Linked DNA regions of Homo sapiens: regions 1 and 2 are each linked to region 3. A link is an interaction called in ENCODE POLR2A ChIA-PET data of the cell type or tissue named here. Cell type or tissue: GM12878. All regions are shown on one strand.

Evidence for each region. ChIA-PET counts read pairs that join two places held together with the same protein. Peaks named below come from ENCODE experiments on the same cell type or tissue, not always from the same donor. Only the 100,000 strongest peaks of a DNase experiment are listed, where the experiment ranks them.
Region 1: POLR2A ChIA-PET joins it to region 3 with 8 read pairs; 1 of 35 experiments calls an interaction of 5 or more read pairs at or near these places.
Region 2: POLR2A ChIA-PET joins it to region 3 with 5 read pairs; 2 of 35 experiments call an interaction of 5 or more read pairs at or near these places.

What each region holds. Positions count from the first base shown.
Region 1 is chr22:45,248,056-45,250,555 of GRCh38, reverse strand. No RefSeq gene overlaps it. Among named protein-coding and RNA genes, the nearest start is that of KIAA0930, 8.4 kb to the right of the region's middle. RefSeq lists an enhancer at 875-924. In GM12878, no CTCF peak of the experiment used is centred here; a DNase peak (open chromatin) is centred at 1,185; H3K4me3 peaks cover 261 bases; H3K27ac peaks cover 2,164 bases.
Region 2 is chr22:44,041,147-44,043,646 of GRCh38, reverse strand. The region is part of intron 1 of PARVB (parvin beta); the gene reads right to left. Among named protein-coding and RNA genes, the nearest start is that of PARVB, 18 kb to the right of the region's middle. RefSeq lists an enhancer at 1,358-1,467. In GM12878, no CTCF peak of the experiment used is centred here; a DNase peak (open chromatin) is centred at 1,136; H3K4me3 peaks cover 651 bases; H3K27ac peaks cover 1,819 bases.
Region 3 is chr22:44,189,773-44,192,272 of GRCh38, reverse strand. It overlaps PARVG (parvin gamma), which reads right to left. Exons shown (of 14, transcript NM_022141.7): 7 at 1,607-1,722; 8 at 169-224. Among named protein-coding and RNA genes, the nearest start is that of PARVG, 10 kb to the right of the region's middle. RefSeq lists an enhancer at 1-101 and a silencer at 1,191-1,280. In GM12878, no CTCF peak of the experiment used is centred here; a DNase peak (open chromatin) is centred at 1,095; H3K27ac peaks cover 352 bases.

The DNA of each region.
Region 1 (2,500 bases), 1.1 Mb before region 3:
AGAGACCTCGGCATACCACTGAGTGTTATTAAGAAGTGCTGTCTTTTCCCTTCTCTGGAGACGCTATCCCTCCAAGTGAGCAATGAGTTGTTAATTTTTCTTCTTTCTTTCTTTTTTTTTTTTAAGATGGAGTTTCACTCTTGTTGCCCAGGTTGGAGTGCAATGGCGCCATCTTGGCTCACTGCAACCTCTGCCTTCCAGGTTCAGGTGATTCCCATGCTTCAGCCTCCCAAGTAGCTGCGATTACAAGCGCCCACCACCATGCCTGGATAATTTTTGTATTTTTAGTAGTGACAGGGTTTCACCATGTTGGCCAGGCTGGTCTTGAACTCCTGACCTCAGGTGATCCACTCCCCCTCAGCCTCCCAAAGAGCTGGGATTACAGGCGTGAGTCACTGCACCTGGCCTAATTTTCTTCTTTCATCAATAGTTACCTTCCACGTGTGGGCCCCACCATCCATGTGGGCTGGAGGACAGAGCCATTTCCAGGCATTTGTTGGCCTGAGTCACTCTAGCTTTCAGAGGCTCAGCCTATATCATCTGCAACATGAATGCACCCTTATCAAAATGTTTCCCCTGAAAAATTCTGAAAAGATTTCAGGCCAGGCACAGCGGCTCATGCCTGTAATCCCAGCACTTTGGGAGGCCAAGGCGGGTGGATCACAAGGTCAGGAGATCGAGACCATCCTGACTAACACAGTGAAACCCAGTCTCTACTAAAAATACAAAAAAAAAAAAAAAAAAAAAATACCCGGGTGTGTTGGCGGGCGCCTGTAATCTACTAGGGAGGCTGAGGAAGGAGAATGGCGTGAACCTGGGAGGCGGAGCTTGCAGTGAGCTGAGATAGCGCCACTGCACTCCAGCCTGGGTGACAGAGTGAGACTCCGTCTCAAAAAAAAAAAAAAAATCTGAAAAGATTTCTATAATTTTGCCTTTGAATTTTCTTGGCTACGTGACTCTGCCTTTGCTAATCTTGGAGAAGGTACATAACCTCTGTATGCCTCGGTTTCCTCATGCATAAAACAGGAATAATGATGGCTCTTAAGTCATAGAATTCAGTGTGTTGACATATGTAAATTCATAACACCACGCCCAGCAGAGGTAAGTCCTGAATACACGTTTGCCAAATAAACTAAAATACCAGTAACTTTCAGTTTCTGATTTCTCGTCGACCATCTGGAACTCTCAGAATTCTTGCTACGTGAGAAAATCTAACCCACAAAGAGTTTTCAAATGTAGTAAAACTTTTATAAATACCAAATCGAAAAGATGACATAATCTTCCATCTTGTAGGTATTTAATGAAATGTCTATTAATTTTAATTTTGCCATTTTATTTTTGCATTTTACAGTAGTACACAATGTTAATTATTAACACAGTGTTCATCGCCCCTCAAAATTCTGTGAGCTCCAGCCCTGTGAGCCTAACCAATAACCTAGCATCAGCAGGGGCAGAGGTCACACAGATGCCTCCAAGGGGGCTGATTCTGAGATGACCAAATGGAGGCAATGACCAGACCTATTGCCCAGTCCCACCTGGCTCTGCTCACCAAAGCTTTGGGGGTGGGGAGATGCCAGGGAGCTGTGCTAGCAGAAGTCAAAAGGTTCTGTCCAGAGACAGGTAGGTCAGGTTCACCTGGATCACAGCCATGACCAGGCAGGAGGCAGAGGGTGCCAAGGCTGTGTGTTCATGGACAAGGGGAACATCTTCTGAACTGGAGCCTCAGGGGGCAGGAAAAGGGGAGCAGGCTCTCCAGCTCTCCCTGCCCTGGCCCACCCTACCTGTTCTCCCATGATGTTGGGGCTGGAAAGGCCCAAGGGGATATCTAGTTTAGCCTCCTTCTCATTGACAGATGGAGCAGGGCGCTGGAGCAGAAGGGATCTGCCTGTTTCAGGCTGCGCTGGTTTCAGGTGCCCCTGCCCTGGAGCACCCTGCATCTCCACTCCACTTCCCAGCAATGAAGCTGTCCTGTGTTGCATGACATAGGTTTTCTTCCTTCAAAACAGCATTCCAGGGCTGCGCGCGGTGGCTCATGCCTATAATTAATCCCAGCACTTTGGGAGACGGAGGTGGGTGGATCACTTGAGGTCAGGAGTTCGATACCAGCCTGGCCAACATGGTGAAACCCCGTCTCTACTAAAAACACACACAAATTAGCCGAGTGTGGTGGCACACGTCTGTAATCCCAGCTACTTGGGAGGCTGAGGCAGGAGAATCACTTGAACCTGGGAGGCGGAGGTTGCAGTAAGCCGAGATTGCGCCATTGCCCTCCAGCCTCAGTGACAAGAGCAAAACTCCATCTCGAAAACAAAACAAAACAAAAGAAAAAACACAGCATTCCAGGGCTGGGTGTCTGTAATCAATCCTAGCACTTTGGGAGATGGAGGTGGACAGATCACTTGAGGTCAGGAGTTCGAGACCAGCCTGGGTAACATGGCAGAACCCCACATCTCTACAAAAATACAAAAAAATTAGCCAGGCATGGTGTCACATGCCTGTA
Region 2 (2,500 bases), 150 kb after region 3:
CCAGCACTTTGGGAGGCTGAGGCAGACGGATCACGGGGTCAGGAGATTGAGACCATCCTGGCCAACATGGTGAAACCCTGTCTCTACGAAAAATACAAAAAATTAGCCAGGCGTGGTGGCGGGCACCTGTAGTCCCAGCTACTCGGGTGGCCAAGGAGGAGAATGGCGTGATCCCGGGAGGCGGAGCTTGCAGTGAGCTGAGATCGCACCACTGCACTCCAGCATGGGCGACAGAGCAAGACTCCGTCTCAAAATAAATAAATAAATAAATAAATAAGTGTACAATTCAATGATTTTTAGTAAATTCACAGAGCTGTGTAACCATCACCATTGTCAATGTAAGAACATTTTCGTCACCCCCAAAATAATCCCTGTACCCATGAGGGGTCACTGTACCTTCCCCAGGCTTTGGGAACCACTAATCTTACTTTCTGTCTCTATCAATTTGCCTATTCTAGATATTCAAATAAATGGAATCACACAGTATTTATCCTTTTGCAAATGGCTTCCCTCACTGAGCCTGTTTTCCAGATTCACCCATGTTGTAGCATGGATCCATATGTCATTCCTTTTCGTTGCTGAATAGTATTCTATCGTATGGATGGAGCATAGTTTGCTTATCCACTCATCAGTTAACGGACATCTGGGTTGGGTCCACTCCACGGCAACCACAGAGTGCGCCAGTAAACCTTAAACAAACACAAGTCTCCTTCGGTAACAACGCTCATTCTCTGGTTCTGATCAAGCCAGCTAAGTATTTACAAAAAGGATATTCTTTTTTCTCCAGCAGATCTTCTACACAAGAAAATTAAGAGCTGTAACAAAGCAGGGCTCTAGGAAAGAAAAACTAAATAATAATTGTAGAAACATGTCCTTGCAATGAGGCCCAAGCAAAGAAACAAAATAAAATAGAAACAATGCCCAGCTGCACACACAGTTAAGATTGAAATTCTCCCTGCGCTGCTCCAACAAAATTTCAAATCATTAAAATCTCATTATACTAATAATATGTTTTCCAGATAAATTTAACTAAAACACTCTCTTCCCCTAACAAAGTGCAGACGTTCTCAGCAGCAGCAGTGCAGGACGTGTGAAGACACGGGCCAGTTCCCAGGGTGGCGTGTCTTCTCGTCCCATCTCTGCAAATGCCTACAGCTGTAACCACATCACAAGTGACAGCTTACTGGGGAGATGAGCCTCTACAGTTCCAAAGCCCCAGCCCCTTCACTTCGGAGTCTCGCTCTGTCACCCAGGCTGGAGTGAAGTGGCACAATCTCGGCTCACCGCAACCTCCGCCACCCGGGTTCAAGCGATTCTCCCACCTCAGCCTCCTGAGCAGCTGGGATTACAGGCACCCACCACCAGGCCTGGCTAATTTTTGTATTTTTAGTAGAGACAGGGTTTCACTTGTTGGCCAGGCTGGTCTCAAACTCCTGACCTCAGGCAATCCACCTGCCTCGGCCTCCAAAAGTGCTGGGATTACAGGCATGAGCCACCGCGCCCAGCCTAGATTTTCTTAAGTGAAAGCAATTCTCCCAATATGTCATATGGCCTCATTGTATGTTTATTATTTCGTCTGCTCACCACCAACCCAGCCCCTGGTCTCTTCTCTTCCCAGGCCTCTTCTCCACCTGATGGATAAAGTGGGGGAGTGGCCGTGGTGGCAATAAGAATGGAGATGAGATGCCAATGAGAACAAAGGCTGACACCTATGTAGGGTATGTATGAATGTATGTATGTATTTATTTATTTATTTATTTTTGAGGCAGGGTCTCGCTCTGTCACCCAGGCTGGAATGTAGTGGTGCAATCTCGACTCACTGCAGCCTCAGCCTTCCATGCTCAAGCCATTCTCCCCCTCAGCCTCCGGGGTAGCTGGGACCACAGGCATGGGCCACCACGCCTGGCTATTTTTTTCTATTTTTTGGTAGAGAGGGGGTCTCACTATGTAGCCTAGGCTGGTCTCAAACTCCTGGGCTCAAGCAATCCTCCTGCCTTAGCCTCCTAAAGTGCTGAGATTACAGGCGTGAACCACTGTGCCTGGCCTGTAGGGCTTTTATTATGTATCAGGCCCAGTCATTTCCCCCCAGTATTTCATTATTAAAAGTTTCAAACACATAGAAACATCTAAAGAACTTTATTTTATTTTATTTTTTGAGAGGGAGTCTTGCTCTGTCACCCTGGCCGGAGTGCAGTGGCACAATTTCAGTTCACTGCAACCTCCACCTCCCGGGTTCAAGCGATTCTCCTGCCTCAGCCTCCCAAGTGGCTGAGACCACAGGCATATGTCACTGTGCTCAGCTAATTTTTTGTATTTTTGTAGAGATGGAGTTTCACCATGTTGGCAAGACTGGTCTCGAACTCCTGACCTCAAGTGATCCACCCGCCTCGGCCTCCCAAAGTGCTGAGATTACAGGCATGGGCCCCCACTCCCAGCCAAGTAAAGTTTGAAGTGAACACTTGTATACCCACAGCCTACAGTCCACCACCCACCTTTGTCT
Region 3 (2,500 bases):
CTGCCGTGGGATTGAGAGGTCAGCGCAGCATTTTCGGGTCTGAGAGAAAGCCACAGAATGTGAGGGCCCTTCCCACAAAGGTCAGGCAGATCTGCCCTGGCCCCCACCCTGCCCCCATCCACCGCTGTGAGCCCCAGCCCCACCCATGGGCCCTCATCCTTCCCTCACCTGTATTCAGTGAGCTGTTCCACCAACTTCTCTGACTTCAGACCACTTTTGGTGCTCTAAGAAAAATAAAGGGGGAAGAAATTAAATAATCCAGAAAACTCTGGGGCCCAAAGAAGCCCCAGTGATCCGTTTGCTCTGTATCATCCCTCCTCAGGACAGCCTCTGGCTTAATTGTCTTTCTTCCCCAGGAGTCTTGAGGTTGGGGATGTGTCTGCCTCACTCCCCAAGGCATCCCCAGAGTCTCACAGTGGGAGGAGGGCAGTATCAATGAGCATGTGACTATGAACAAATGAATGGTGAAGGAGTGAATCAATGAAGTCACTTCTGATTTATGTTGGCAGTATAGACCAAGCCACACAACTGCTTGGTAGGGAATTATAATCAATGGTTTTAAAAAACAGTAGAAAGCCGGGTGTGGTGGCTCACGCCTGTAATCCCAGCACTTTAGGAGACTAAGACAGGTGGATGGCTTGAGCTCAGGAGTTCAAGACCAGCCTGGGCAACACGGTGAAACCCCATCTCTGCCAAAAATACAAAAAATTAGCCAGGCACAGTGTCTCAAATCTGTAGTCCCAGCTACTTGGGAGGCTGAGGTGGGAGGATCACTTGAGCTGGAGAGGCAGAAGTTGCAGTGAGCCAAGATTGTACCACTGCATTCCAGCCTGAGCAATAGAGCAAGACGCCATCTCAAAAAAAAAAAAAAAAAAAAAAAAAAATAGAAATGACTCTGACTGGGTGTGGCCAAACTTGGCTTATTCTCTTGGGGCGAGTCAGAGGCAAGCCCTCACACACAAAGCCCCTATGCATGAGGGACCCGAGGCTGGGGTGGGGTGGGGGCGGTCATGAGAAGCAAAGAGCTGGTGGGGCCCCCTATTGTGATGCTCAGAGTCTGTCTGGAGAGGGAAGTCGTGGATTCCTGGGTATTAACCGCAGCACAGGCAGGCCGCATGCTAGACAGAACATCTGAGGGTGGGGAAACCCGGCAAGGTTCCTAGAAAGAGAACAGGGCACTGTCACAGCCATCGGTAATCTCACAGGAGACAGTACCCTCATGGTGAGAGCATTGGTTTTGCTCAGGGCGTGAAGGCTCCCCGTGGCAATGAACGGACGGCCACGCATGGCTCAGGGATATGGCCTGACAGCCCCTGGCCTCAGCCTCTGCCAGCCAGATGCCCTCTGCTGAGGTCAAGTGGAGCTGGCCAGCCGTGGACCTCCTCATGCCCCCAGGCCTCCGCCAGCCCCACTAGACCCTTACCAGCCCGTCCCCAGCTCCAGACAGCACCCCCTGGCCATCCTGGCTGGATTCTATTTCTCAGGGTTCCCTGAAACTCACCCTGGGTCAGCCCCGCCCCAGCCAGCTCCACCCATGCAGGGTACGGCAATGGGGGCCCAAGAGGCTCAGCTTCTGCTTACAAATCCCTGGGGCCCAGGCTGCTACCTCGATAGTGATGACCTCCACCTGGACGTTGGTTGGGAGGGAGAGGTCGGGCTGGAAGCGCTTGGCCAGGGCCACAAGGAGGTGCAGGGTAGACAACAGGTCCTTGTTGAAGATGCCTGGGAAGAGAGTGGAGACAGGTCAGAGCCCAGGAGGCCGCCAAAACGTGCAGCCAAATGGAGGCTTCCTCACTGTCAGAACAACCATCTGCAGACCAAGGAGGTCTGTGTCCAGCCTTCTGGAGAGCAGAGATCTGGAGATACGTGTTCAGAACCTAAAAATCATCACACTTCACCCCATCATCTCACTTCTTAGAATATAGCCCAGGGGTATGATCTACCTTGTGGAAGGGGCTCTAGACACAAAGATGTTTACTGCAGCACTGTTTACAATCGGAAACAACCAAGTGACCTCTGGGAAGGCACTGGCTGAACGATCATTAGATTTCAGCTGCATGTGACTTAATTCAGGGTTGATTTCATCAACATCAATTACTGATTGTGAGACCTTACAGGCTGCGAATGCAGGCGCATGGGACCCAACAAAACCTGGGTTTGAAAACGGACTCTGTTAAATCCTCACCGCCCAACCTTGGAGAAGCTGCATAATTTCTTTCAGCCTCAGTTTTCTCATCTGGGTGGGGTGGGGGGATATGGAGAATTGAAGGGAAGGAAATCTATACCAAACTGTGAACCAGGTGGGGTGGGGAAGTCTAGGTGTTTGGCACGCTCTCTTGGTTTTTGTGTTTCTTTGATAAGGAGTCTCACTCTTGTAGCCCAGACTGGAGTGAAGTGGTGCAATCTGGGCTCACTGCAACCTCTGCCTCCCAGGTTCAAGCGATTCTCCTGCCTCAGCCTCCTGAGTAGCTGGGATTACAGGCACCGGCCACCACGCCCA